Linked DNA regions of Mus musculus: regions 2 and 3 are each linked to region 1. The links are chromatin loops, found by intact Hi-C in ENCODE. Cell type or tissue: heart. All regions are shown on one strand. Links, peaks and the distances in the headings refer to the core of each region. The heading gives the core; the rest is flanking DNA.

The links. Peaks named below come from ENCODE experiments on the same cell type or tissue, not always from the same donor. Only the 100,000 strongest peaks of a DNase experiment are listed, where the experiment ranks them.
Region 2: a loop joins it to region 1, with 3 times the contacts of the local background. A loop is called at or near these places in 4 of 42 quality-filtered maps.
Region 3: it touches region 1 in a loop (1.9-fold over the local background); 3 of 42 quality-filtered maps call a loop at or near these places.

The regions. Positions count from the first base shown.
Region 1 is chr12:35,309,695-35,319,976 of GRCm38, reverse strand. No RefSeq gene overlaps it. Among named protein-coding and RNA genes, the nearest start is that of Mir680-3, 120 kb to the right of the region's middle. In heart, for the core only: no CTCF peak of the experiment used is centred there; a DNase peak (open chromatin) is centred at 6,586; H3K27ac peaks cover 466 bases.
Region 2 is chr12:35,457,141-35,467,422 of GRCm38, reverse strand. No RefSeq gene overlaps it. Among named protein-coding and RNA genes, the nearest start is that of Gm26071, 21 kb to the right of the region's middle. In heart, for the core only: a CTCF peak has its summit at 4,310; a DNase peak (open chromatin) is centred at 3,822.
Region 3 is chr12:35,729,210-35,739,491 of GRCm38, reverse strand. All of the region lies in intron 1 of Gm40388 (a long non-coding RNA gene), which reads left to right. Among named protein-coding and RNA genes, the nearest start is that of Gm40388, 12 kb to the left of the region's middle. In heart, for the core only: no CTCF peak of the experiment used is centred there; no DNase peak of the experiment used is centred there.

The sequences.
Region 1 (10,282 bases), core at 1,622-9,621:
GTAGCTTACAGCATGCCTTTCTCCTAAAGTTTCTTCTGCCTACAGTCTGACCTTTCACTCCATCCCTTGACTTAGTGTATCTTCCAACAGGTAGAGAGCCAGAGTTCTAGAGCCCGACTGGTGAATTCTGCAGTGGAGATCAGGATTTGTGTCCTAGTGTCTTGCTCAAAGCTCAGTTTTCACATCCTGTTTCACAAAGTGAGCATAAGTAAAGAGGAAGAGGCAAGGCCAACATTCGTTCTGTTTGGAAACACTCTTAGAAATAGTCACGGGCAAGCTGTGTCCATCGCACACTCTGACATTAGAGTTGGTGATGGTTGTTCTCAATAATCTCTAGTGTGCAATGACACTTATTCTAAGAGTCTTAAGATAAAACACCAATAAAAATGTGCCTGGCTTGTACCCTTGGAGTTCATACACTATGCTGTAAGTTCTGAGAAGAAGGGGTGTTTTGCTATGCAACCACCCGCAAGTGTGATCTTTTAAGAGCATATGTGGTCTGTAGCAGATGTGCAGCTAGGTCATCATGTGAGTCCCGAACAACTGGAGCAGGGCCTATGCCAAAACCTGTTGCCTGTCTATAGGATATGTTCCTCTGCTGGGCTGTCTTGTCTGGTCTCAGTGGGAGAGGATGCACCTAGCATTGAAGAGACTTGATATGCCAGGATAGGGAGGATATCCAGAGGACCCCCACCCACTCAGAAGAGAAGGGAGAGAGGAAGGATTGTGGGATGGGGTGAACTGGAGGAGAAACAGTGAGCTGGATGTAAAGTGAATGAATAAAAAGAAAAAAGTATATGTGGTCAAGGGAGGCAGTTTCATGAGTGAAACCATTTTGTCTGAAAGCATGGAAAACATGGCCTAAACGAAACATGATGTGACTCATGGACTGAGATGTGTTTCTTGTAATAACATACAGAAGAGTGTCCTGGAGTGGAGTGCATATTAAAATGTAGATTGCAGTTCATATCCCAGGTGAAAAAGATGAAGTAAAGTCACATGCTGCTCTGAGACTTCTAAGGAAGGAGACACTAAAGAACACGCACACTCACACAAGGACATACGCACACACACATAGGCACACACACATCGTGCACACACACAAACACATACACACATGCAAATGCACACACAGGCATACACACATGCACACATACACAGGCACACACACACAGAGGCACACATACCCACTCACATACACACAAACACACACTCACACGCAAACACACACAGGTATACACACATACTCACACACACATTCACTCACACATGCACACACACTCATTCATGCATGTACATGCACACACACACACAAATGCACACACAGGCACACACAGACATACACACACACAAGGCCCCCTATGCCTATGTTCCTCTTCCCCTAGACACACACACACTGAGAGGTTTATAAATGCATAGCTGAATCAATGCTATGAGTTAGACATTACTTCTATTTTACCCAAAAAAAACCACCAAAAAATCCTCAAATTAAATGTAGCAAACTTGTTCTGCACCCCATAAATTAGTAATAAAGGGGTCCCTTTGAACCCCATTTTCCTTTGAATGGCCTGTATCCCTGAGGCTATTGTTTTAGAATTACAACTTTTAATGAAGTGATTATTGAAAAAGGTAATTGTGGAATTTCTTTCCATCAAAATGTGATTCCCCATCCCATTTTTAAATAATAACTGTTCACAATCTCCTGTTTTATCATCCAGAGCTACCATGTCTGAAGCCATTTGCCATGTAGATTGCACCTGGAACTTCTTGTACATGTCTAATCTAACTATAAATAATATAAACACCTATTGAAAAGACAGCTATGTTGTCCTTTGCAAAGTCATGTCTTAATATCTGCTATCTAGTGAACAGACCTTTAAAATATATTCATGTGCTTAAATCACTTATACTGGATTTGCAGACAATCTAAACCAAAATATGCAAACGATAGTCTCCAAATGGAGGTGTGTGTGTGTGTGTGTGTGTGTGTGTGTGTGTGTGTGTGTGTAGGTGTGTGTGTGTATGGAGGTGTGCGATAACTGCTTCCCCTATCGAGGTGGCATGAGCAACTTCAGCCTCAAATTTTTAAGTTGAAAAGATAATAACCTCTAAGTCCCTGATAAATCACAAAATACCTTCATGATCTTCATCAAATACAAGAGTACTAGTTCAATGACCATTTTAATGTGATGTTGCCTAGTTTTATGTCAATGTAACACAAGCTTGAGTTATTTGAAAGGAAGGAATCAATTGAGAAGATGCCCCTATAAGTTCCAGCCACAAGGCATTTTCTTAGTTATTGATGTGGGAAGGTCCAGCTCATGGTGGGTGGGGCCACCCCTGGAGTGGTGGTCCAGGGTACTATAAGAAAGCAGGCTGAACAACCCAGAGGAGAAAGCCAGTGAGCAGAGGCCCTCTGTGGCCTCTGCATCAGCTCCTGCCTCCAGGTTTCTGCCCTGTTTGAGTTTCTGCCCTCACTACTTTTGGTGATGAACTGTTATATGGAACTGTAAGGGAAATAAGCTTTTCCTTTCCCCTAGTTGCTTTAGATCATGATGTTTTATTACAGAAATAGTAACTCTAAGACATAAACTACTGTTTATACACTTTGCTGCCATTGCTATGTGAGACTCAATCCCCTGGTAGTGGTTCCCTTTAAGAGAATTTAAAACTAAATGAAGGAAGGAAGACAAAGGGACATGAGTCATATGCTAAGAAAAATAACAACACAGCAAGTTGGCCGCAGATAATTTCCTGAAACCAGTATGTGAAGGAGTGAGTTATGTGAAAGAATAACATGAGCAGGTCCTTTTGTGAAGTGGTAAAATTTCCAAACTAAATATCCATCTCGAGCCGGAGGCAACAAACAAATGGAAGATAAGAAAAAGTCAGAGTGATTTTTTTTTAAAGTTTGCTTTCTCCATTTGCAATGTAATTGAGAAACAAAATAAACGAACAGGCCAATTCCCACTTTAGGATTTATAGTGTCGCAACTTCTGCATAAAAGCTTTAGTAGCGTTGTATACCCTGGTCCCCTTGACCCTGCACTCTGAAAACATCTCCTTGGAAAATCGGAGCTTTTAGTTAATGTTTTTATGGGACATATTCTATGGAAGCCCACAGCAAACACACAAGGCAATTGAATAAATTGCCAGCTGCTAACAATTCTTTCGATAGAGTAAACCCTACTCCTGTTTCAAAAATTATTTTATTGAAAATAGATTTTTTTCATCTAATATTATTCTGATTATAGCTCCCCTTCCAAACTCCTCTCAGGTTCTCCCCATATCCCCTGCCACCTACATCCACACCTCTCTTTCTTTCATTAGAATACAAACAGGCATCTAAAAAACAATGATAAAATGATGATAAAATAAAATAAGATTAAAAACCAAACAAACTGAAATAGGACAAAAGAAACATACAAAAAAAAAAAGCCAAAGGAAAAAACATAAGAAACACAGATAGACACAGGGACACACATATTCCTAAAGAGAGAAAACCCATAAACACAAAATAAAGATTTAAAAAAGAAAAAGAAAGCCCAGACAAAGCATTGCAAGATGGAAAATCTTCCAAAAATACCATTGAATTGCTTTTATCTTGGCCAAGTACTGCTGAGCATGGGGCCTGCTTCTAAGTGTGGCTTGTGTACCCAGTCAGACTCCCTTGGAGAAAACTAACTTTTCCTTTGTAGGGACTTATCATTGGATGGAGTTTCTGATTGTGCTCACTCCCCCTCTCAGTGCTAGGACACACCTGGCTGAGACCCTCAAGCCCAGTGTCACTACCCCTGTGAGATCATGTATGTCAGGCCTGCTGTGTCTAGAAGGACTCATTGCTGTCCTGCTCTTACACTATTTCTCTCTCCTCTCCTGCAGGGTTCCCTGAGCCCTGAGGAGAGGGACTAGCTAGGGTATAAAATAAAAGCTTAAAAAAAAAAAAAAGGCAAAATCAACAACATTCTTTCATGTAGTAAACTCTTTCAGTAACTGTCTCTGGTGTCCACAAACCCCACCAAGGTTTAGAATACTTCCTAGAGTTTCCATTAACTTAGTAAAATACAAAGTAGACCCTGATATTTTCAAAATTGAAAATGAGGTAAGTAATAATATTCTTCCCCGCCCCCCCCCAAAAACCCTTAAGATTATTAACGGAAAACATACGAGATTTCATAAGTTCAGCAAATCAATGGACATAAGATAAAATAGATCAACTATTCTTCAGCATGTTAGCAGTAGCTATTTCTCTCTCTCTCACACACACACACACACAAATACACAAGATAAAACAGAAAAGAAACTATGTGGAAATGCACAGGAATCATGAAAGTCTTTCCAGGGATAATCACATAAACAACAGCTTAGGTAAAATATTCGCCTTGGTAGAAGATAAGATGTCAGCTGGGATCTGGAGCTTAGGTGTGAGAGCTCACAGCTCAAATTTTGAACATTATTTAGAGAGCAAACTGGGAGTGTCATAGGACTTTGAAACCCTTAACTGCAGCCTCAGTGACCCACCTCCTTCAACAAGGCCATGCCTCTTAGGATGTGCTCTATTGAAAGATTACCAACTGGGGCCACATATTCAAATGCCCGAGATTCACTCAGGATGATGTTCTCAAGTTCCATCTGTTTGCCTGAAAAATTCATGATGCCTCGGTTTTTAATAGCGCATAGTATTCCATTGTGTAGATGCACGACATTTTCTTTATCCACTCTTCACTTGAGGGGCATCTAGGCTGCTTCCAATTTCTGGCTATTACTAAATAACGCGGCTATGAACATCATTGAGCAAGTATCTTTGTAAGATGTTGGAGCATCTTTTGAGTATATACTAAGGAGTGGTATAGCTGGGTCTAGAGGTAGAACTACTCCCAGTTTCTGAGAAAACATCACATTGATTTCCAAAGCGGCTGAACACGTTTGTACTCCCACCAGCAATGGAGGAGTGTTCCCCTTTCCCTATGTCCTCTCCAGCATGTGCTATCTCTTAGCCTCTCTGATGGGTATAAGATGGAATCTCAGAGCTGTTTTGATTTGTATTTCCCTGATGACTAAGGACTTTGAACATGTCTTTAAGTGCTTGTTGGCCATTCAAGGTTTCTCTCTTGAGAATTCTCTGTTTAATTCTGTACCCCATTTTTAAAATTGTGTTACTTGGGTTGCTGGAAACAACCCCAGCTACTAATTTCAATTTTTATTCTTGTTATGGTGTTTGTTTTTTATTTTAAAACAAGGTCTTCTGTAGCCCAGGCTGACCTTGAACTCTTCAGTCGTCCTGTTTCCATCTCCCATGTGCACAGCCATTTACCATCACACAAGGATCACACCAGGCATCAAGACACTGAACTTAAAAATATAAATATTTAAAGATGTAAAATTTTTCCACATAAACTTTTTGCAAGACAAAGAATTTGAACTGAGCACTCACAATACAAATGACAACACTCCATCCTTTGTCTTTATGGCTGCTGAAAGCCGGTTTAGAAGTTATCTACCCAGTAAAAACTATTGTCTTACGATGAAAGCAAATCTCACACAAAACCCTCCCACAGTTCAAGTGGTTAAAACTACACAAGTCTTCATTAACAACAGGCAAAAAAGTACCCTGGAATGTAGGCTCCCTAAAATGCCTGCTCTGTCCTTTGAAAGCTCTTGCTTGCCACAGGAAAAACACACTGAGCAAGCTAGAACAGCCTTCCAGCGGCAGAGCCTAATATTTGAATAGCAAATGTTGGGCAATTTGAAATGTGTTCTTTCACATATTAACCAATGGCTGAGCTGGTCACAGTATTCTTTAATGATCAGCTCTTGGACACTGGTTGAGGGATAGAGAACTTAGGCCTTGATGTATTCTTCATGTGCACATAAATGGTACGAGTAACCTTTGTATGCAAATACTTTCCCCAGAAACCTTTTGATGCCCCCTATGCAGCACAGTTAAGCCTGTCTGTCAGCTGCAAAGTTAACATAGAAGCTTCTGATCACCTATGATAATTGGCTTATTGATTGCTCATCCAGGCACCATAAAGCGTTAGCCATCTATACAGACGTTCCCAATCAGATCTTACTGGCTTCCCTTGGGCCTTTACATGGTTGCTTAGCACTTGGCTACCAGTCAATTTAAACTAACTCAGTACTCTACACAAAGGTAATTTCAGACATCTTGACCCCAGATATGGTGTCTCCCTTCTGTACGTTCCACCTTCTATGCAGTCCCTATTGCTCGGAAATGGCTAAGTTCTGTTTACTTCTGGCAAGATCCACAGTGGTGGTTACGATCAGTTCAGACCTATCCACGTTAATTTTTGAGAGTCAGAGCAAATAGATTCTCCCAGCCAAAAAGGGTATCTACAGTGACAGTGATTTCCTTATAAAAATGTCTTTCTAGCAAAGATGATTCTGGGCTTACATATTTGGGTAAGATCCTAGTGTTTCACAATTGAAGCTTCTTTCAATAGCTTACCTCATGGCTCTCAAAGCCAAACAGTAAAGAGAAAAGGCTTTGGCGAGGGATTCTGCATTGTTTACCGTGCCACAGTTTTCTGGCAACCATGCCTGCCCATCCCCCCATCTGCCTCAGGCAGCTGTTCATCTGCCAGCTGCCAGCAGTGGGGAGAGGGACTTGTACTTCAAAGGTCTCAGTGCGGCTCATAAAAGATCAGGGGGATTGACCCACGCCAAGAGGAAGACGGTATATTTGGCAAGTGTGTTTGGATAGGATGAGATAATCCACAGAAATCGGGATTAACTGGGAGGAAGTCTGGATTTAATAGCACTACAGTAGGCTAAAAATAAACGGAAAAGAAAACCGACAAATCCCCAGTGGAAAACCCTTAGTGAGTTTAGTTCACCGTGGAGATAGAAAAGGATGCGGCAGGGTGGCAAACTGGATTCAAGAAAATGAAGGGATGAGAGAAACGCTATGAAATATGAAAAAGAGGTTCTGGTGCCCACTTGGGAGTCTGGGGAAGAGAACCCCAAGGGTTTGAAAGGACGCCAGAATTTTCAGGGAACTCCAAGGAGAAGCCTGGCACAAACGGATCACAAGTGCCTGCTCTTTCTTTAAGGAGAAAACAAAACTTAACCTAGGGTCAACGGGACACCCCAAGTTTACTAGAAATGCTGTGTGAGGACCCCTTTGCACCTGCAGACTGGGGTTTTCACACCTGTTTGTTTGTTTGTTTGTTTGTTTGTTTGTTTGTTTGTTTGTTTGTTTTTCGAGACAGGATTTCTCTGAATAGCCCTGGCTGTCCTGGAACTCACTTTGTAGACCAGGCTGGCCTCAAACTCAGAAATCTGCCTGCCTCTGCCTCGCGAGTGCTGGGATTAAAGGCATGCGCCACCATACCCGGCTGCTTTCGCACCTCGCACCTCTTAAACCCCAACGACTCCTTGATGGCTGTTGGGGGACAAAGCTGCTGTCAGATTGTATATAAAATATATACCTGTGTGTTCCCAAAACAATACTGGGTAACTTGCAAAGAATTAATAGGAACATTGCACTTTGAAAATAAAATTTAGAAGGAAGTGAAAGGACGATAGGAAAAAAAAAAAATCAACCAAGGTGGAGTTTTTAAATAAAACCAAAAGTGAAGCGCATGCGCATTAACCCTTGTAGAGAAGGACCTCAATCCTTTTAGTATGAAATTGCCTCGTCTGTTATTACATTTTTTTAAACATCTCCCCAAACTAAAATCTGAAAAACTCTGTCAAAATTGTTCACCAGCTCAAGTATTCACCGACTAAATATACAGACAATAAATCAGAATTAATTCTGTTAATAAAACCGTGTTTTATGAAGCAGAAATAATATTTGTCTGAACAAGTGATGGAATACATGAGATAGATTAGGGGTATTATTTTTTTCTAATACTCTTTTTTTCTTTTCATTATTTATTTTTTATTATATGACATTGCAATTGCTGCTCCTCCCTCCTCCCCAGCCCAGCCCAGCCCCCACAAATCTACCGCCATTACTGTTCCCCCTGACCTCAGAGAAGGGGAAGCATCTGCTGGGTACCATCCCACCCTGGAACATGCAGTCCCAGCAAGAACAAGCTCCTCCCCTCCCACTAAGACCCCATCAGGCAGTCCAGGAAGGAGATCCAATGGCAGGCAACAGTCACAGACAGCCTCCGCTCCAAGTGTTAGGGGACCTACCTGAAGACCAAGCTGCACATCTGCTACAAATGTGTGGGAGGCCCAGGTCCAGCCCCTGCATGCTATTTGGTTGGTGTTTCAGTCTTTTTGAGCTCTCATGGGTCCAGGTCAGTAGACTCTGTAGGTCTTCTTGTGGTGTGCTTGACCCCTCCTGTACCACCCTTCCACAAGGAAACTGTTATTTAAACATCTTTCCATTGGACTTTAAAAGCATTAATGAGGGAGGAGTGAAAGAATGATTCAAATGAGCTGAAAGTGTCATCACAGAGCCACTCCAGCCAAATCCAGAGTTTATCCTGAGCATCCCGAGCAGTGGTATATGGTAAAGCACCTAGGAATGACCCATGTCAAGGGAAGGGCTTGAAGCATTAGTGTGCAATGGGAGCACTCTGAATAGTCAGAGCTCCAGCCTGCAGAGGGAGCATTCTGGACAGTCAGAGCTTACCATGGCTTCCTTGATTTAAGACCCCACAAACACTAAGACAGGCTGGATGCAGCCAAGAATAGCTGTGCATTCAAACAACACAAAATTATAAACTTAATAAGTATGAGACTCTTTTGTGTAGTTTTTTTTAAACTTGATTTCACCATTCTTTGTTGTTGTTGTTGTTGTTGTTGTTGTTTTTGAGACAGGGTTTCTCTGTGTAACTCTAGTTCTACAGGAATTCACTCTGTAGACCATGCTGGCCTCAAACTCAGAAATCCTCCTGCCTCTGCCTCCCAAATGCTGGGATTAAAGGCCACCATGCCCGGCCTGATTTTACCATTCTTGACCATGAACTTTATAGGTGACAATGATAAGCTGGGAAGTACTTTTAAAGTTCATCCACGTTGTATCAACTTTTAGCATCATATTCCTTGTATTGCTCATTATTTTCTTGCATGAGTATATATGACATTTTAATGAATACTTGGTTTACTTCCACATTTTGGTTATTATAATCACAACTGACAACAACAACATAATAATACATTATATCTTTTTTGTTGTTGTTGTTGTTTTGTTTTGTTTTGTTTTGTTTTTTTGTTTTTCGAGACAGGGTTTCTCTGTGTCGCCCTGGCTGTCCTGGAACTCACTTTGTAGACCAGGCTGGCCTCGAACTCAGAAATCCGCCTGCCTCTGCCTCCCGAGTGCTGGGATTAAAGGCATGCGCCACTACGCCCGGCTAATACATTATATTTTATGTATAGATATATTTTAATTTTTCCTGGATGTATAACTAGGACTTTTTAGGCTATCAGGTAATGCTATGTTTAACTTAACAAAACAAAACCTTGTTGCTTTAGAATATACTTTTTAATTTATTGAGTCTATTGAACAATTTTATCCTTTTAGTAACATTGCCAAAGAGGAACAATATATATTCCATTCATAAATGTGTCTCATCAAGATGAAATTCTGCAAAGATCCCTTTCGGTGTAAACACTAGAACCCCACCTGTGCTGTGCAATTGTGCACACTCTCTTCAAGTAACGGTAGATGATGCGTGAGGAGTTCGTTTGGGTGCGCTTAGGAGGGCTAAAATTATCAGGAAATACTTAAATGCTTACAACCTGGCTGTGCTACTTTTAAGTATAAGGTTACATTTACCATTTACACATGCTTACTCATTAAAAAGCATAAAAACGACACAAAGGAAACTTATTGTCTATGTCGGTCCTCCTTCCATGGAATATGCAATTAGCAGTTTCACTTTTTCCAGTCATTCATGGTCTATTCTATCTGGATCGCCTTTCTTTTAGATACTCTTAACAGTTTTCAGCATTTTATATGTCTGTTCCTGACCTACAATCACTATCACAGAACTCTGCATTTTCCAAATACCTTGCCCTTATGTTTGTTTTTCCACTTCCTTGGATTTCTTTATTCGTTTGGTTTTACTTTTAGCTATAGGGTGCGGTACATCCCAGGGTGGCTTTAAACTCCTGTCTCTCCTGCCTCTATCTCTCAAGTGCTAAAATTACAGATAAGATTACAGATAAGTACCACTGTGCCCAAGTTTTTTACTTTGATTTCATCTTATATACTATTAAAGCATTAAAATGGAACTTGTCTCATTAGGAATGCAAAATACTTACTATCTTAAGAAAAGCTGTTTGTAGTCTTACAAGTTGTG
Region 2 (10,282 bases), core at 679-8,678, 150 kb before region 1:
AAAATGGAAAAAAAAGAACTCTGTATACTCCCATCCAAACCACACTGGCCTGTGAGTTGGAAGATGGTACAAGAAGAAACATGCAGTCCTCCACCCTTCCAGTGAGAGAAGGTGACTCCCATTATCCCAGTGCCTTAAATATGTGTGTCTGAGGACTAAGTTTCCTCAACATATAGACATTATCATTAGTCTTAAGTCATATAAGCTCTATGTTCAATTTAAGTTTTATTATTCATTATATAAAATGGACTTCTGAGCTCTTCCTTAGGGAATATAGAGTCAAGTCAAAGATGCCTCTTCCTAACTCCAATCCTAGCACCTGGAAATATTTTTCTTTTATGACACTTAAATTATCATGCCTCACACAGTGCAGTGTTTAGGCTCAGGGAAACCATAAGAACATAACTTCTGCAAAGGCATACTCTGACTTGTCTTTCTTAGCAACATTCAGATTCTCTGAAGAGGTCAGCACATAGGCAGTATTTACTAAATATTTATCAGTGGTTCTGTAATTAAAATATTGATATACAGCAACCTTTTCTGAGGGTAACTTAGTATAAAGCACAGCTTGCTTGAGTAGTGCACAAGAAGTTTGTTTCAATGTCCTGAAGGTCCTTCCCTGAAAGAGTTACATCTTCAGATGCATAAATCTGGGGACCCTAAAAAGACTACAGTAGGACTTGATGCAGGAACTTGTCTAGCACATCATTAAATCTTTCTGCATTGTTCTTATGAGTTCTTATGAAGGTACGTGGGCCAACTTCACTCTGCTGCTCTCCTGCCAAATTTGAAACCACAAATCCTTAGGTTTTACTTTTCTTGCAGGACACTGTAAGTCGTGATGCCATACCCCACTCTGCATGCTTGGCAAAGCTTCTCCACCAGACGTTTTTGTTTTACAAGCAAAAAAGCATTCCAACACTAATAAACTCTAAGTTTTCCTTCCATTTTCATATATATATTTTTTAATTGTTCCATTTTGTCTTTATGTTTTAAAAATCTCTATCTTCTAAAAGGTCTTGCTCCCAGTTAAAAATCACTGGACAGATTACTTGAATGACAGGTTTCTTTCTTCCACGTAAGTAACTTGCACTGTACAACGTTTATAATAGTTTTTGACAACACCCTTGAGAATGATTGCTTTCTGTATTTGACAGAGAGGACCACTGGTTTTCCTTTGCTCATGTGCTTGTGTGATTTTTTACATTTGAACTCATTGTTTGCTTTTCTCTTGTGTCTGAGACTTTTAGCTCTGGATGTCCATCAAGTTTTTAAGTTTAAGTGCACACACAGTTATTTGAACAGTTCAGAACATTTTCTAAGCAATCTAGAAAGCTAGCATAGATAATTTTTTCCCTCTCTCCAGAAAAATAAAGCTTTGCCCCAGAGCTCTCAATCTTGTCCAAAGAACCTGACTCTGTTCTCTAGGCCCATGCCCCACCGCAGTCCGTTCTGTTGTGCATCTTTGAAAATAAGAAAGCATTTCATTTCTAAGACTTGCACATCAGTCAGAAAATGAGGATGACCAGCAGGAGAATAATCAAGTACTCAGGGCTGCACATGGTAGGAGAGGCAACAGCAGAAGTGCTCTACTGAAAAGTAAGTTGACACTAAGGGAAAACCTGATCTGTAGCAGACCAATGATAATTTGGAGGTTCTACTAGAAGCATAAAGGCCTTGCTCCTTTTCCCAGAATCGAAAGAAAAAGAAATTGCTACTACTACCCCCTACCACCAACAGCAATGTCAGGTGCTAGCCACTACTTTGTAGAAGGACCCAAAATGATGCAGCTTCAGAACTCTGGATACTCCCATCCAAACCACACTGGCCTGTGAGTTGGAAGATGGTACAAGAAGAAACATGCAGTCTTCCACCCTTCCAAAACAATAACAAAATCACTGAAGCAAAAAACAAACAAACAAACAAACAAACAAACAAACCCAAATCAGGAGTTATTTTTCCTTTTGATTCCAGAAACTTACTCAAAAACGTTTGCAATGTGGCATCAAATGCAATTTCTGCCTGTAAATAAATACTGTAATTATTTGAACTATGTAAAGTGATCCAACTCACAGTTTTGAGTGACATGTTGGGGACATTCTCTAAGATGCCTCTGGGTCACAGCGGGCAGGAGCACATGAGGTTCTTCACTGTGCCTCACCTTGCAGCTGTCACTAGCAGGGACACTTTGGGAAAACTGCAAAGACATTTCAAAGATGGCTAAAGGAAGGCAGAAAATAAGAAGGAAAAAATGCACACTCTGGCTTCTTACCCCTTCCTCCATGGAAAACAAACTGCCAGGTCTCCTAATGCCAAATGAGTTTGTGTGTGTGTGTGTGTGTGTGTGTGTGTGTGTGTGTGTGTGTGTGTGTAGGGGGGTCTGTGTGCAGTCACTTGGACAGTCACCATGAGACTGCCAAGATGCACTTGAAATTGTGTGCTGCACACTTTAATATTCTCCCCTAGGTAGTTACTCATTCCCTGGATACATTTCCCACAAGGGAATGCCCATGACAGGTAAGATTATTAATTGTGTTTCTTTCAAGTTTGCCCATGTCACTTTGAAGCATCTGCAAGTATATGATGCTTTCTTTTCAAAATCTTTGTAAAGATTTACAGCTGAGTTTTGAAGCTTTTTGGTAAGAAAGAGAGATGGGCCATTGTCTTTAATCCATTCCATTTTGTCTTGAGAGTTACTGATGACACATTCACAATGATGGGTGATAGGAAATCTCTTTTGCTGTCAACATGTATGTAGGTGGACTTCTCCTGGATTCCTTGGTTTTGAAGACAGAAAGAAATGAGTGAATCTTACAACATAAGGCTTTCCCATTATTTTCAAAGGGTATGTAGAATAGCCTTAAGTAAAGTGGAAGTATTTGTCACATTTCTGGTCATATTTTGGATGTTCTTAAAAGACAACAATATAATTCCTGGTTTAAAAAAATCCACTAAATTTAAAGATATTTTAGTATATATTATCAGTAGATGTGTATTTTTTAAAAAATCCAAATATTCATTTTACAATCTTGAGTCCAAAGCTGTCACTATCATTTTACCTGTGGGTTCTAAAAAATACACAAGTCAAACAAATACTTTGAGCAGAGATTACCATCTATGCTTTAGATGGCTGACAACTTCTGTCCAAAACCTATCTTAGTCATTACTGGGACATCTGTATCTCATGTCACACTGTACAGCTCAGATCTCTTTTTCTCCCTCCCTCATTTCCTTCTCTGTTCCCTTGTTCCCTCTCTCCTACTGCATAATATACACAGGCACACACCAAACAACAGCCAAAACCCTGAGAAGCAAATAAGAATTTCTAAGTCTACACCATCTCAGCCAGTAAATGTGACACACCCCATGGTCAAATTTTCTGTCTCCCATATATGCAATATTTACGATGTGGGTCATTACCCCTTAAAGTAGACCTTAAGACCTTACCTAAAATGACAATCATTCCACTGCAATTATTCCATTTTTTAAAATGATTGGTTAAATACAAATCTGTGAGAAAAAAAATAAGTGCATCACTGTAAGGCACACCTCTCCTACTTACTGTTTAGAGAAAAAGAGAGCAATGCTTTTAAAATAAAAACATCATCAAACACTACGAGTCCATTATTTTGATCTTTCATGGGGGTTCAAGTAAAGCCAAGTAGAAAGGTTACTGAATTCTGCCTATCTTTAAAATGGGAAACAATCAGCAGTCCCAAGGCACACAGCAGCTTCCTTTCCAAGGCTGCTGATAGTGGAACCACACACACCCTTCCTGTTACCCCAGGTGCTAAAGAGATTAATGCTGAAAATATCTAAACACTTGGAAATCCTAAAGACATCCTCCCAGCTGGCTATAAAAAGACTGCTCCTCAGGCCTGCTGAGATATATCACATATTTCCCTCTTATTTTATTCCAAAATGAGAGAAAGTTTGTTGAGTTGGCTTCTTGTGTGCCTCACCCCCTACTCCTACCTTGCCACCAATACCTCAACTTTTTTCTCTTCTCTCTCACTATGTGTAACATTTTCCCACTTCTGTCTCTCATGAGTAGGTTGAGTAGTCAATGAGTTTATTTAATTTAACTTTTACCTAGATGTAAGGCACATCAATACTAATAGAAATGTCCCTCCCCTATGTTCTCCAGTCTGGCTAGAGTTGTGAGCAGCATAATGCTTGTTGTACAAAGTTCACGGTGGACTATTAGAATGTTATTTCTTCACCAACTGGAAAATAATAACTGCTATTCGTGTTTTGACTGTGGTGATAGAGCGACAAGAGTGCCACCATATGGCATCATGTCTGAAGTGGGCTCAGCTTTACTCCTATTCATGTCTCTATTCCTCACAGATGTATTATTGGTTTCTATATACATTATTGCTTTGAGTTTCCCTATTGCAATTCTAGTCACCTGAACTTTGTGATTATGAATGTTTAAGTATGCTGTTAAAATGAGGCTCTTTAAATGTTTGTTAGGAAGACCATAGCTGCGAAGGCAAAGCTAGGCTGAAGCCTTGAGCAAAAAGGAGTTTCAAAGTGACAAAGCACTTTCTAAACTTCCTTTTTCAGAGTTGAATGGGGCATCTTTTACGTCAGCAATTACCAAAGCTGTAGGCAGAATTACAGCTGATGATTAATTTATATAGGTCATTTTGTGGCCGTGTCTACTTTGTTTCACAGAGGCGTAAGGAAATCGGAATCTTGTGAGAGAATATGCTGAATGCTGACAAGATGAGAATTCATAACCGATGTGTCAGAAAAGAGCTTGGATAATGTTGCTTGGTAGGTCCTTTAAAGATGCTTAAACTGTTTAAACTTAGACGGTCATCAGAGCTCATCACACACGTGTGTGAGCATCAACTCTTTTAGCTGCCTGAGGCCAAGCACCTCATACAGATCAGGTGGCAGGAGAAGAGATGATGAAGGACAACACACACCGTGGAAGGAGCAATTCTCTAAGGACATACAGAATATGATGGAAAAGTCTGGGAATAAGGAGCAGAGGAGGACAGAGGAACTGGAAGTCTCCCTTTCACTCATCGGAGTTCCAGGCCAACTGCTGACTCCACGTCTTAATCTTCTAAGGCCGTGGTCATTGATATTGCTGCCTCAAGCTCAGGTGGGGAGCCACCTCATTCAAGCATCAGTTGAACACCTTTAGTCATACATTTTATTTCAAAAGGCATTAAACAATCAGAGGAAGAGAGGCAGTTCTCATAGGGATATTCAGAGGAGCACGAACTTGTCTGTTTCATTTTTCAAGTTAGTAAAGAAAATTGTATATTTTAGAAGTGCAGGGATGCATGTGCATGCGTGTGCGTGTGTGTGTGTGTGTGTGTGTGTGTGTGTGTGTGTGTGTGTGTGTGTGTGTGTGTGTGAGTGAACATGTGTGAGTGAATGCCTGTGTTCTCTCTCAGCAATTTTCAGGCACCCAATACAATATTGACTATAGTCAATATGCTGTACATTATAACTCAAAACCTCAAGCATTCTATATATCTGATAATTTCTACTTTCTGATTAATATCTTCCCAATATTGTCCCCTGGGAACAACCATTGTACTTTTTTCCCCCTTTCTTCCACCAGGGCTGCTGACTTCCCCCACCGCACATAGCATCATTATTGAGTCTCCGAGAGTTTCACAAAATGCATCCCAATCCCAATTCCTTCCATGTCTGCTCCCCTTGTGACTTCCTCCCATCAAAAAAAAAAAAAAAGGTAAAGATAATAAAAGGAAAAAAGAAAACAAACAAACAAAAAACCGAAGTCTACTTTATGTTGTCTATACACTCACCAAAGCATGGTCAAACTCCAAGTGGCCTGCCCCTTAAATAGAACGGAGTCCTTCCCCTTCCACACCTCTGCCAGAAGCCATCAGTTATAGAGAGTGACACTTTTTTAAGAGGTCTCTTGGGTGACTTCTTGCCTAGCATGTTATTTTGGGGGTTGGCGGGTTGGGGTGGGAATAGGGGTTGTCACAGACACCTTCCATGTCCCTCCCTCTCAACTGTGCATCTGTAGTCATCCACATCAAGCAAAAGTAGCTTACTTGCTCTTCACAATCATCAGGAGCATGGATCTTGACTTCCACAGGTTTCCTGGCAGCAATAAAGACCAGAAACACAGCCCCCTGCTACAGGGCCCACAGACAAGACCCTCAGAAACTGCCTGCATCATGAACATCAACATGGCCTAAGGTGACAGCACAGGCCAACAACATCAATATGGTCCCTGGTAGCAACACAGCTTATAGACCTTGATGTGGTTTCAGGTTGCAGCACAGACCATGAGCATCCTTGTGGCCTTCATTTTAAACTTGGACCTGGGCATTACCATAGTCTCAGGAGGCAGCACAGGCCACTCTGATCAATATGTCCACTGGTGGCACCATATCCCTAGACATCAACATTGCTTCAGGTGGCAACAAGTCAATAAACATCTGCATGACTTTTGGTGGTAACTCAGACTGCAAACATCAACACAGACTCTGACTGCAGTAGAACCTTAGACCCAGGCATGGCTTTCAGTGATAATATGGTAGCAGCACAAACAACAGACATCTGCATGGTCCTCAGTGATGACATATAACACAGAGATTATTCTGGCCCACAGCAGGACACAGCTGGGTGGAGTGCTGACAGACACAGGCCTGGCTGATTCGCCAGGCTGCTGCCCCTTCTACCACATGCCTAGCCCCCCATTGTCCTTTCTTAGTCTATGAATTCGTTCCTTTAGATTTCCCTGCAAGGTATCTTCTTCAGGACCTATAGATGAAGTGTTCTCAGTGAGCCTGTATCCTATCTCTGGAATACAATTCAAGTCGAATTTTGATCTGGTATTGTAGTTGGAAAGCTGTATAGGGGTTTTCACCCTTTAACATTGTGGCATGGCATTGCAATCTACAATGGCTGTAATAACAATACTGGGACCCATGTTGCCCACAGTCACAGGTTGGCAATGCCAGGTAGCACTTCCACCTCAGCCATTTCCTAAGATTGACTTTGATGTTGGCAGTGGAAGCAGAGACTAACCATGGCATCCAGCCCTTTATTCACTAGTAATTCTAAGCAAATGAATCAACTCTGAATCAGGGGTGCACTAATGATAATTATAAGCAATAGAAACTATCTAAGGTTGGGATGGTACTTTTTTTTTAGATTAGATCAATATCAGAACAGATTTGAAAGGGCAACTCGCTATTACAATAAATCAGGTTACTAAATATGTCTTTAACATCTCATTGGTAGAAAGAGAACCTAAAAATTTTCCTTGGTTTTGTAGTATTACTGGGTAGACATATTTAGAGTCAAAAGCACTCTAACACTAACACTTTGAGAGCTGATAATGACAAGCAAGAGTCACCCTAGTGCTGTGAATTCTAAGTTGATGTTTTGTTCATGAGTAGCCATGTATTGCATGGTACCAGGGTGACTCACGAAGCACATGGACAACAATGAAAAAAGTTCAGTGGTAAAATAAAGTTGATGAGTATTTACTTTACTTAGAAGTGATGATGTCAGGGGTGACCTTAACAACAGCAGATTCCATAAACCGCTCAGGGCAAAGCTTGGTGACAGGAAGGTGAAGAGGAGGCAGAGATTTCCTTTTCCGACAATATTGGCAGAGTAAATATCCTGAAACTCTATCATGCTATAAAGAACCTAAAAGTAGTAGATACAAAAAGAAAAAAAAATGGTTTTAGGGCATGTCTGAGTTGGAAAGAGAAGCTGTAATAGTCATAAACAGTATTTGGCTTCTTTAGAGAGAGAGAGAGAGAGAGAGAGAGAGAGAGAGAGAGAGAGAGAGAGAGAGAGAGAGAGAGAGAAGGGGGGCCATGATGTTGCTGTTGCATGGGGGAGGAAATGGAGAGGACCTTGGAGGAGTTGGGAGAGGGAAAAGCATGATCACAATACATTGTGTGGAAATTTTTTTTCCAGTTTTTTTTTTTTTTTAAATACAGAACTCTGGGAGGAGTCAGCTGAGAAAATGGTGAGCTTTGATATCCTCTGTTAGGTCCTGTGACTTATAGCTGCGATCTTGGCATAGGAAATGATAGTTCTGCAAATGGTACAAGCACTGGACATGCCTTCAGTGACAGCATGGACTAGAAAAATAACAGTATAATCTGTCTTGAATGAAGAATCAAACCAAGGATCTTGCTCCCAGGATCTCATCTAGCAGCCCTGGATGATGAGGTCCAGGTTGGTTTATTCTGAGAGTTAACTTGGCTGCACTGATGTGCACTCTCATAGCTGGTAAAGCATCATTTCTGCCTGTGTCTATGTGGTACTACTAGAGGAAACTGAGAAGTAAGTGTGTTTCGCTTTGCAGGTGTGGACTGGTGAGGTCCTAGATAGAATACAAAGGGAGAAGATAGGACAGTGAGCACCCTGTCCTCTCCCTGCATGTTACAGTTCTGCAGTTTCAGCTTTGGGACCCTGGGTTTGCTCATGGTTGTCAGTCTTGCAGCCTTGGTCAGAGGTGAACTATCAGTCTCATGGATTTCCTAGCTTGCATCTACTCTATTGTTCAATGAGTCAGCATTCATGATGGCCTGAGCCATTTCCCTTAGTGACGCTCCTCTCATCCCACTGCCTGCACAGTCTCAAACAGGTACCAGCAACCCCGGGATTGACACTTTCTTAACTACCTATCTGAAAACAGAAACAATAATTTTCTCTAGAAAAATTTACTGTCAAATCAAACTTTAAAGAATTTTCTTGTATAAATTCTCAACATAATTCGGGAACTTAAGGTAAAAAAAAAAAAAAAACCAACAAACCAAGAGAGAGCCTGAGTATTAAAATGGTCACAGTCATAAATTGACATTTAAAAAAAACCATAAAAATTGTTTTTACAAAACCAAGTGTGAAGAAGAAAGCCATGATTATGAAGCTGATTGTCTCATTCCGATGAAAAGTAACAAGTAAGCTGTATACCTCGTAGTGAAATGTGTACTGCTTAACGTGTTAGACATCACTAAGAGGGAAGAAGCTGCAAGCTAGATCTGAAATAACTGCCCAGAGAGCACAGAAATGTATAAGGATTATAAAGGCAGCAGAGAAACATGAAGGATGTTTAAAATATGTCAAATCACAATTTCTCAAATAAATACCAAAGAAATGGCAGAAATATAATTCTGGAAAGGACAAGTATCTGGGAAACCTGCAAATTCCAGAAAAATTCCAGATGGTACAAATCTCAGTGAAACAGATCCACCTTTCCTAAACTATACAACAAAATAGAAAAATATATTTTAAGATAAATTTTTATTTATAAAATTATATATATACAGATATAATTTTATAAATAATTCTATAATTGTATTTATATAGACATATATAAGGCATATATATGTATAATTGTATATATAAATTATATATATATATCATATACACACATATTTGAGAGAGAAAAAGAGAGTCAAAGAGGGGTTGTTTATATAGAAAGAGACTGAGAAAAAATTACCTCCAAAGAAACAAAATGATAGCTGAATAATAGCAAAAATGTTTGAAGCCAGAGACAGTAATGAAACTGATCAAAATTTAGCTCTGTCATTAGAAGTATTAAATTGCCCTTAGTTGAAAAAAATTAAAAACCAAGAAAGTTTATATGGAGGCTTTAAATGGTAGCTTAATTAGAAAGCTTGTCCACCATGCCTGTAAGCCTTGTGCTTGATCCCTGATACTTGATCCCCAGTACTGCATATACTGGGTAAGGTGATACACACCAGTAAGTGCTGTGCTTGAGGGGTGAGGTGGAGGCAAGAGTCAGGCTAATCCTTAGAAACCAGTCTGGGCTTCAGAAGACACGATATAAAAACTTAAACATACACAAGCAAATTGCCCAAAGAAGACCTCCCAAAGAAAGCTTTAAAAATACAGCAAGTCATGAAGAATAAACCAATAAAGTTGTAAATGTCAGGAAACTTAAACAAATAAAATCTGTTCTGACAGTCTTTTAATTTGCATTTCCATGTAACAACAAGTAACAAGGCATTACATGTAACAAATGTAGTACCTGAAGAATACATGTGTATTAGCTCCACACTTCCATGTGCCCTGTCCCTGGTCTCAGCTTACCTGGATCTCCTGATCTACTGATCCAGGTCTCAGCCAGGGACAAAGCCTACCTTCCTTCAGGGGTAGGGGGCACCAAAGAAGGCCGTGTTTCCAGGGTCATGCAAGTTGTTAGCAGAATTAATGTCCTTGATGCTCTAGAAATGAAGTCCCAGGATTTAGATGCAGGCTCTCTTTTGTTCTCCACAACCACTCTATTCCA
Region 3 (10,282 bases), core at 1,316-9,315, 420 kb before region 1:
CTGAATCCTACCATGCATGTGTTAATTAATTGCTTGCTGCCTGCGACTGTGAACATAGTGTGACTACCTGCTTCATGTTCCTGCTATCGTGACTTTGCTGCAACAATGGATTTGTGAGTCCAAGAAGCCCTTTCTCCCTTAAGTTGTTTTATCACATAGTATTTAATCTCAGCAATAGGAAACAGAGTGATGACAGAGATCTGATGCTATCTATTTCACCTCTGGTCAGACTTTGATTTGGGGAGAGTAACAGTTGGTTACGACCTTATGACCTTATGGCGAGCGTCCATGATTTGTGGAACTCTGTTTCCAGGCATAACATGGCTGTTGCAATCTTGAAACCAGAACAACTGTGATTATCTGCATGGGACTCTCATACTCTCTTGTACCTATTAATATCTTCTTTTGGAAGGAAAGGAAGATTTATCAGATATGTACCTGTACCTCCTCTCCCTTAGTTACATGTACCTTGCCTCAGTTGCACAAGGTCTTAGGAAGTGCTAAAGTCATAGGAGTGGTGGGAATTTAGGTGGTTGGTGACTCAGTGGTGTATTCCTTCCAAGATTATGTTTTTTATTATTTATTTATTTATTTATTTATTTATTTATTTATTGCTGCTGCTGCCCAAGCCACACTTGCTTCTATAGGGAACCCCAGTAAACTCATTGGTTCACCAAGCTGGACTTAGATGAATATTTTCTGTAATTTGTATTCTCTATTTGGAGTGAAAAGTACTAAATTCTCAAGGAAAAGCGATCCAACACTAGGAGGGTCTCTCATCCAGGACCAAACTCAGGTGAGCATAGCTATAGTGAATGCTGAATGCTGCCATTGGACCTTGTATTCTATGTGTGCATGGCAGTTGATGTGTGGGTTTGTGTGATGTGAAATTTCTTGTCCTGAGTGTTGGGGGAATGCAGTGCCATGATAGTAAGAAACTTACATCTGGCAGCTGTCAGAAAAACCATGTCCCCTGATATGTATATTACAATCAACAAATATGGACACTACATGAATATTTACATTGAAATTAACATCAGGTCTTTGAAGTGGAGAGAGAAAAAAATTTCTTGTTCATGTGTTCACCACCAAAAGAAACCATTTAATATTAATTAGAATAGATGAAATGACATAATTTAGGAAGTTGGAATAGCTAGTGACTCATAAATTTTTATTAGATATTTTCTTTATTTACATTTCAAATGTTATCCCCTTTCCTGGTTTCCCTTTCCAAAACCCCCTATCCCTTCCCCCCTTACCCTGCTCACCAACCCACCCATTCCCACTTCCTGGCCCTGGAAGTCCCCTATATTGGGACATATAACCATCACAGGATCAAGGGCCTCTCCTCCCACTGATGACTGACTACGTATGCAGCTAGAGTCATGAGTCCCACCGTGTGTTTTCTTTGGTTGGTGGTTTAGTCCCAGGGAGCTCTGGGGGTACTGATTAGTTCATATGGTTGTTCCTCCTATGGGGCTGCCAACCCCTTCAGCTCCTTAGGTCCTTTCTCTAGCTCCTTCATTGGGGACCCTGTGCTCTGTCCAATGGATGGCTATGAGCATACACTTATGTATTTGTCAGGCACTGGCAGAGCCTCTCAGTACACAGTGTTATATCAGGCTCCTGTCAGCAAGCTCTCATTGGTATCCCCTATAGTATCTGGTTTTGGTGGTTGTTTATGGGATGGATCCCTAGGTGGGGCAGTCTCTAGATGTTCCTTCCTTCAGTCTCTGCTTCACACTTTGTCTCTGAAACTCCTTCCATGGATATTTTGTTCCCCCTTCTAAGAAGGATTGACTTATCCACCCTTTGGTCTTCCTTCTGAGCTTCTGGGCTAATATCCACTTATCAGTGAGTGCATATCATGTGTGTTCTTTTGTGATTGGGTTACCTCACTCAGGATGATGCCCTCCAGGTCCATCCATTTGCCTAGGAATTTCATAAATTCATTTTTTAAAATAGCTGAGTAGTACTCCATTGTGTAAATGTACCGCATTTTCTGTATCCATTCCTCTGTTGAGGGGCATCTGGGTTCTTTCCAGCTTCTGGTTATTATAAATAAGGCTGCTATGAACATAGTGGAGCATGTGTCCTTATTACATGTTGGAGCATATTCTGGGTATATGCCCAGGAGTAGTATTGCTGGATGCTCTGTAGTACTATGTCCAATTTTCTGAGGAACTCTTACAGCCCTCTACAGTGGAAAAGGACATTTAGTTATGTTCTGAGCTATGAATATTCATTGGAAATTGTTACCAGTGTAGCTAAAGGCCGTGTCTCCAGGTACACTGTTACAAAGATGCTTGATGGTGAGGAATCCTGCTTTATTCTCTGTTATTCCTGCTATCAAGGCTTACTCCTTACAAAATGGAGTGACATAAAACTCTCAATAACTTCAATTTCCAGGAAGAGTCTCAACGTAAAATCCCTTTGTCTCAACTAAGAGATTTATTTTATTTTATTGGATTAAGATGCATTTTTGCTCTTCCTGATAAGAACATAGCTTATAAACGTTATGCAGTTTTATGTAAAGTGAACCTTACAGCAGTGGCATCAGAGTTTTTTTTTTTTTAATCCACATAAACATGTGGATTCATAGTCTTACATGATGTTGATCACAAGAGATAAGGATACCAAAAGCAGCGTAAAAACAACTGGAACAAAGGATCTGATTAGAAATGACAGTTGTTTGGAAGTTTAATTTTGTAGGACAAAGGCTAGCTTTTGAGTGTTTATTTTAGGGTTGAGGAGTTTACATTATAGAGGTATTCACATCTCCATTCCTTTCATTTGGCCATGACACACTTCCTGGATATTTCAAGCCTCTCTGTTTTGCAAGATGACTTTGCATTCTGAAGAGGTTTCCTGCTTGATTTAATTCCATCAACTGATTACCATGGAAACTCCTGGTGTCGTTTCCTCTTCCTGGAAGGAGACATTGACTCTGTTTCAAATAGAAATTTTGGCACAGAAAATAGAATACGTTTCATAAAGTAAACTGTGTATCCACAGGAATGCCTTTCAGAGTGACCTTCTGGGAGGAGAAGAGTCACACACATATCACCACTGAACTACAAAGATAGTGCTATGGTCAGTTAGCAGCATAGTCCACATCAAAACAAAGCCACACCCAAAAGGTTTAATTTCATTAAGGAAGGACTTGACAACAATCCTTTGTTTTATATTAGCTAAATTAACTATAAACAAAACAACCAATTATATAACATCCCTAACATTTTGCAAGAGTCAATCAATTTAAATTTCTCCATAATACAAAGATCCAATCTACATTTTGCCATAGATTTTATGTTTAAAGGGCATTTTCAAGCTTTTATGCATGTGTTGGACATACTGAGCCATTCTATTGGAACCTGCTCTCTGAGACAAGGATCACACTCAGACTTTCTCTGCTCACCTTCAGCTATTTTGACATAGAATGTAGACAGGAATAGTCAGTTATAGTCATGAGAAAGAGTGGCATTTGTGTTTATTATGCTTACTGAAGCCGTGTGTGTGTGTGTGTGTGTGTGTGTGTGTATGCATGTATTATCATTAAATGTCTAAACAAAGATGACAAGCAGATCCTTATATTTATGCATATTGTATATAGACATGTGGCAATCAGAAGTATTGATAGAAAAAATCAGCAAGCATTGAGAGAAAAACCTATAGATTTAGACAACAGCTTCAATAATATTAATTTATATTTTTACAGGACCTTTCTTTCTGAAAGACTTAGATTTTCGGTTAATGTTTGAAAACCATTGAATTATAGTTAAATATTTACACCTAAGCATATAGTTGAGGTCTATTTTCCTAAGACATAAAAAGGGAGTGGAATAAAATTGTGGCTTCTTGCAAGCTTACTGGCAGAAGATGAATAGGTTCCTTTAGATAACTTGAAATTTCACTATGGGGAACTGTTAGTTATGATTCTTTCATTAAGCAGAGACAATTGGAAAACATTATTGTCTTTTCTCATAGTCAAATGTCTATAAGACCTTAAAAAGCTTTATTAAAAATTCATACACATAGCACTTCCTAAAAGGAGTGTGCTTTCAGCAGATCTAGGAATAGCAATAAAATAATTTCATATATCCTGAATATTGAAGTTAAGATATTTCAAAGTGCTGACAATAATTGTAGGGGATCTGTTTTGATCATTGAAAGGAGAGGGGCATGTGATAACTGCAAGTTCACTGTAGCTGTAGCTGTAGCTGCTTTCTCAAAGCTTGCACAAGCTGTTGGAATATCTCCTGATGACAAAGCACTAAAGAGCTCTGGTCTCTACCACGTGCTGCTTATGGTCAGTGTGCCTGACTCCAGGTGCTGGGTGTAACTAAAGCTTCACAGCAGACGCCTTTCAAGTTCAAACACATGCACTGTGCAAATTGCATTCAGACCTATTTCTGGAATCTTTTTTTGTTTGTTTGTTTGTTTGTTTGTTTGTTTTTACCCCAACTCCCACCATCCTGTAAATGAGAGTTTGAATGCATCGTATTGAATGATGCATGGAAGAGTTCTCTGCCTGCAGCTTTTGGTCATAAGACATTTGGAAAAATGATTATGATCTAAACATTGACTAATATGTTTAGCTGAAGAATCTTAACTTTATGACCCCCTTAACCTAAATTATGATTTTCATATTATTTTTGGACCCTTCAATATACTAATACATTTCTCTCTTACCCTCTGTTCCTCGCCCCCATTCCGGTTTCTTTTAACTCTCCTCTACTCCTTTTCTCATCCCTTGACTCTTCAGTTACCCTGTGAGTTTTGAGGAGGTGGGGAGATTTTCCATGACACATTTTTGTCATTTAAACATAAGCCACTGAAGCACAGATTATTGTCTCTCTCTCCCTATAATATACAAACATGACCATGGCTTAATAACCAGACTCATACCAATGCAGTGAGCCTTGTATTAGTCATAGAGGATTTAGCCAAAATGAGTATACTGTGACATGGCAGTTCTGATTCTGGTTGATGTGAGGGCAGAATAGAGCGTAGTTGTCTCAATAGGTCAAAACCCTTCCATCCATGCTGTATTAATAAGATAGTGAGAAATAAAAAAAAATCCATCAGCTGGAGTTAAAAATCTGTATTCATATAATTTCTACTTTAACACATCAGAGATTAGTGTGTTGTGAAAGACCATCTTTTCTATCCTCTCCCTGGTCTTCTCTGTCCTCTATCATGGCTTCCAATCCTTTACTCTTTTCCTTTCTTTGTTTTTCAAACTTTTCCAGCCATGCATCAAATACCTTAATTGTTAACTTAAATATTGGTAGTGCCACTGTTTTTTCACACTTATGTTGAGAATTTTAGAACACATTGAAGCTGAAATTAGCAATGATGCTTCAAGTTTTTTTTTTTTTAAGAAAACTAAAAATCATTTTGTATTTGCTATACAACATGATTTATTTCTGGATGTAACTAGGAGCCCATGGAGTCAATAGCTACTATGCGATGTAAATTTGCAAGCATTTGGGCACCTGAGCATCCATTCCCAGCCACCTTTGCCATACACATCTGTGTAAGAATTAATTACAGTAGAACGGAAGGGCAGATTAGACCTTACTTACTGTTCCTTTGCTGGTGGTGGGATAATAGATGGGACAAGAATGGAAACAAGATCCTTTGGCCTCCTGTGGTAGAAAAACCCATGAGTCAGAGGCTCTGAGTTTTCTCTTACTAATCCCCTTCCCTTTCTCAGCACTGTGAAACTTTTACTTCATCATGTGACAGCCAACAGCCTAGTCTGTCACAGCAAAATTTTTCTCTGCATCTCAATTCTGACCAATATGGCGATGTATACTGCCCATGGTAACTGGGAGGAATTTAAAGCTGCTCAGGTTAAAACAATCCCAATATTTTTATATTCTCTACCTGACACACTGCTTTAGATGTTCCCCCACACAAATCTATATCTGATAGAGAGCAGAGTGTTGGATCCCCTAGAACTGCACTTAGATATGCTGTCAGTTACCCATGTGGGTGTTAGGAATCCAGCCTGTGTCCTCTAGAAGAACAAGTGCGTTTGACAGCTAAGCCAAATCTCCAGCCATTAGGAACCTCTTCTTAGCTGCGAGCTCTCCTCACAGCACCTGTAAACATTAGCACAAGTCATACATGAACCAAATTTAAACTATTAGTGTTAGATTATTTCAATGTCTTATAAGTTTTCTACATAGTTTTATCTGCCTTATAAGCTAATAGACCTTGAAATTAGTTGGTGGGTGATCTAGAAAAAATAACTTGCATGGATGCAAAATCATCCTTTGCTAAATCATTTCCTCTCTTACAACACAACACAAATATTTCTTAATTTAACTGAATTTACATGAATATTAGTCAGGGTTCTCTCTCTCTCCCTTTCTGTCTCTCTCCACACACACATGTATTTTATTTTATGGATATGAGTACTTGCTTTTATATATACATTGCATCATGCATATTTATAGATACACATATTTACACACACACACACACACACACACACACACACACACACACACACACACAGGGATTTATAACCATGGTTTACAGGCTATGGTCCAGCTGCTCAAACAATGGCTGTTTACCAATGGACGATCTAATAACCCAGTAGTTGTTCCATTCTCAAGGCTGGATGCACAACTGGTCTTCAGTATGAGCCAGAGTCTTGAAAAAGTAGGCTCTATTGCCAGTGAAGGAATAGACTTGCCAGTGATAGCAAGAGCAAGCAAGCAAAGACAGCAAGCTTACTTCTTCCATGTCTCATATATAGGTTGCCGCTAGAAAGGCATGGCCCAAATTAATGGTGGATTTTCTCACCTCAAAAGATCTACACTAAGGGTGGGTCTTCCCATTTCAGATGATCTAAACAAGAAAAATCCCTCAGAAGTATACTTAGCCATTTGGGTTTTAGTTAATTCCAGATGTGCTTAAGTTGACAACCAACAATAGTCGTTACAGCATGACTTTTATTTAACTTTTCTAAAAGAGATGTAACACTGGAACTATGTTATGGAATCTAAGTATAATTATGGATAATAAGCAAGGGGAGAATACAATGAGCTTTCTAATTGTCTATGTTGTAGGAGAGTGAGGCAGGATACCTTTGGACATCCAAAGGGAAGACTTCAATAAATATTGAAGACAATGACTATTCATTCACTGGAATAGTTGATTAAGGACAATGTAATAACATTAAGCTTCAAAGCTGTCAAAGGCATCCAGCCAGCCCTTTAATATGGCTGTGTGGAGGAGGTTAGCGAACAGACAGGTGCAAGTGTTCCTTAGATCTATGCAGTCTGTGGCTTTACTGGGACCAGTGAGTTCTGTCACTACTCTGAAAAACCAAGAGGTTGACTTTTTCTTTATCATTGACGACACTCTGGTAATGGCACCCAACAACACACCCTTTGGATATTGTGACCTCAGTTGGATTTAGTCAAATAAAACACCTTTCCACCCGAGCTCCCGACTATGTGTTTCGGGTACTCATGATCTTGTTTTATGTACAACCCAGTCTTACTTCCCAACACAATGTGCCGTGGCCATGACTGGCAAACATGCTGTGGTTCTAGCCCTAGAAATTTTGCTCAGCTGTGAATGGTAAGTCTTCCCCTACCCTCTCAGGTATACATTCCTTTTGATTTGATTCAGATTGATTGATGGCACATGATTAATACTAGGGAAAAAAGGGAACAGATATTACGATGTAGTGGTCAGTGGGAAAGCTTTGAAATCAAACAACTTTTCACACAGCACCGGGGACGGAATCAAGGTTTGCACTTACTAGGCAGATATTGCAGCACTGAGCTAGACGCTAGCTCCCAAGTTTATATCTGATTTCAATCACTTTCCATTTATCTTGGCTAGGTTAACATATCAGTCTAGTTTTTCCCCAACTAAATGAATATGGTAAATTGGTATAAATATGTTTGTAGATACTTTAAAGTTTGACTGCACTTTATCATTTGTGTTAATAAGGTCACCACTGCTGTGATGAAGCACCATGACCGAAGCACCGTGACCAAAGCAAATCGGTAGAGGAAAGGATTTATTTGGTTTATGCTTCCGGATCATTATTGAAGGAAGTCAGGATAGGAACTCAAACAGGGCTGGAACCTGGGGACAGGAGCTGCTGCAGGAGGATGTTCCTTACTGATTTGCTTCATAAGCAAGGGTTAGCTTGCTCACCCGGCTTTTTTTTTTTTAAATAGAACCCAGGCCCACCAGACCAAGGGTCTGTTCACCCACAATGGGCTAAGACCTCCCTCATCAATCACTAATTTAAAAAATGCCCTTGGGAACACTTCTTTGTTCTGGTGGCAGTGAAAATTTGTACAACCACTTTAGAAGTCAATTGGGTGGTTTCTCACAAAACTGGGAATATTTCTACCTCAAGACTCTCCTGCGTATATACCCAAAAGATGGCATACTGTACCATAGGGGCACTTGCTCAACCATGTTCATAGCAGCTTTATTCATAATGGCTGGAGACGGGAAACAACCTAGATGACCCTCAACTGAAGAATGGACAAAGAAAATATGGTACACCTATACAATAGAATAATATTCAGCTATTAAAAACAAAAACATCATGAAATTTGCAGGCAAGTGGATGGAATATGAGAATATCATCATGAATGAGGTAACCTAAAGCCAGAAAGACATATGGTATGTACTCACTTATAAGTGAACATTAGATATAAAGTGCAGAACAACTATGCTACAATCCACAGATCCAAAGAAACTGGGTAATAAGGATGTCCCAAAGGAGGATGCTTGAATCTCACCCAGAAGGTGAAATTAAATAGTCACCGGAGGTGGATGGAGAGAGGGAACTAGGTAGGAAGTGGGGTGAGGAGGAGAATGGGGATGGTGATCAGGTGTGGGGAAGAGGGCAGGAAAGGGCTGGGAGTGAGAATGGAAACTGTCCATGGGCATCTTTGGGACTATCTGGAGGCCTGGGACAAAGGAGGATACAGGGAGTCTATGGAGGTGATGCTAGCTGAGATTCCTACCAGATGGTCATGTAGAGACTGAAGTGGCCACTTCCTATAAACAGGCAGGACTTTTAGAGGAAGGAGAGGGACAACCCACAAAACCAATAACCCAAATTCACCCTTCCTCCAAGATGCACAGGAATAAAGATAGAGCAGAGACTGCAGGAAAAACCAACCAATGACTGCTCAAACTTGAGACTCATCCTATGTGAGTGAGCTAACCTCTGATGATACTCTGCTACGTGTGCACCTAGCATAACTGTCTTCTGAGTGGCTTCATCCAGCAGCAGATGGAGGCAGATGCAGAGACCTGCAGACAAGCATTAGGTGGAACTCTGGGAATGTTGTGGAAAAGTGGGGGATAAAAGTGAGCAAACGTGAGTAGTCAAGGACACCACAAGAAGACTGCAGAGTCAACTCTCCTAGGATCATGGAGCCTCATAGAGCCTGGCTCACCAACCAGGCAGCATGCAGGAACTGGATCTAGACCTCCTACACATTTGTAGCAAATGGAAAGCTTGGTATTCAACTGGGTCCCCAAACAAGTGGAGGGGAGGTTGAATTGTTCTGTGTTCCTGGCCATTGAATCGCCTTCGACCTACCTGGACTGCCTGGCTGGACCTCAGTAGGAGAGCTTGTGTGTATCTTGCTGGGATTACATGTCCCAGGGCGGGCCTCCTGTTCTCTGTGGAGAAGGGAAGGGGCAGTAGAGGGGAGGGGATTTGTAAAGGTGGGCTTAGGAAGAGAGTAGGGAGGAAGCTGTGATTTGAAGTGAATAAAAAACTAAACTATTGGGGGGCAAAAAAGACAGAAAATACCTTACATGCTTTCCTACAGCCTGATCTTTTGGAGATATTTTCTCAATTGAGGTTTCCTCCTCTTGGATTACTCTAGTTTGTGTCAAGTTGACATAAAACTAGCTAAGACAGAATTTATTACTTTCAATTCTCCACGTAGAGTTTAAAAACACAATAATTGTGAGAATTTTACTATAGTGTAACTCTTAACATTTGCTAAAATTATGATCACATTATGGCAAGAAAGCACTAGAATATCTTTTCAAGTTAAATAGAAGATCATAATTTAATACTCTCTGGGGCAGAGAATGAAAAATGAGTAGTTTATGGGGAAATTAAGCTTTGTGCGTTCTTAATTACTGAGATACCTCTCAGTTTATTGTATCTTATAAAGCACATAGAAACATATTAGCATATTTCAAAATCCTTACACTGCTTATAAATACTACCTTGGAATATTTCCAGTATTTTGGGGGGAATAATAAT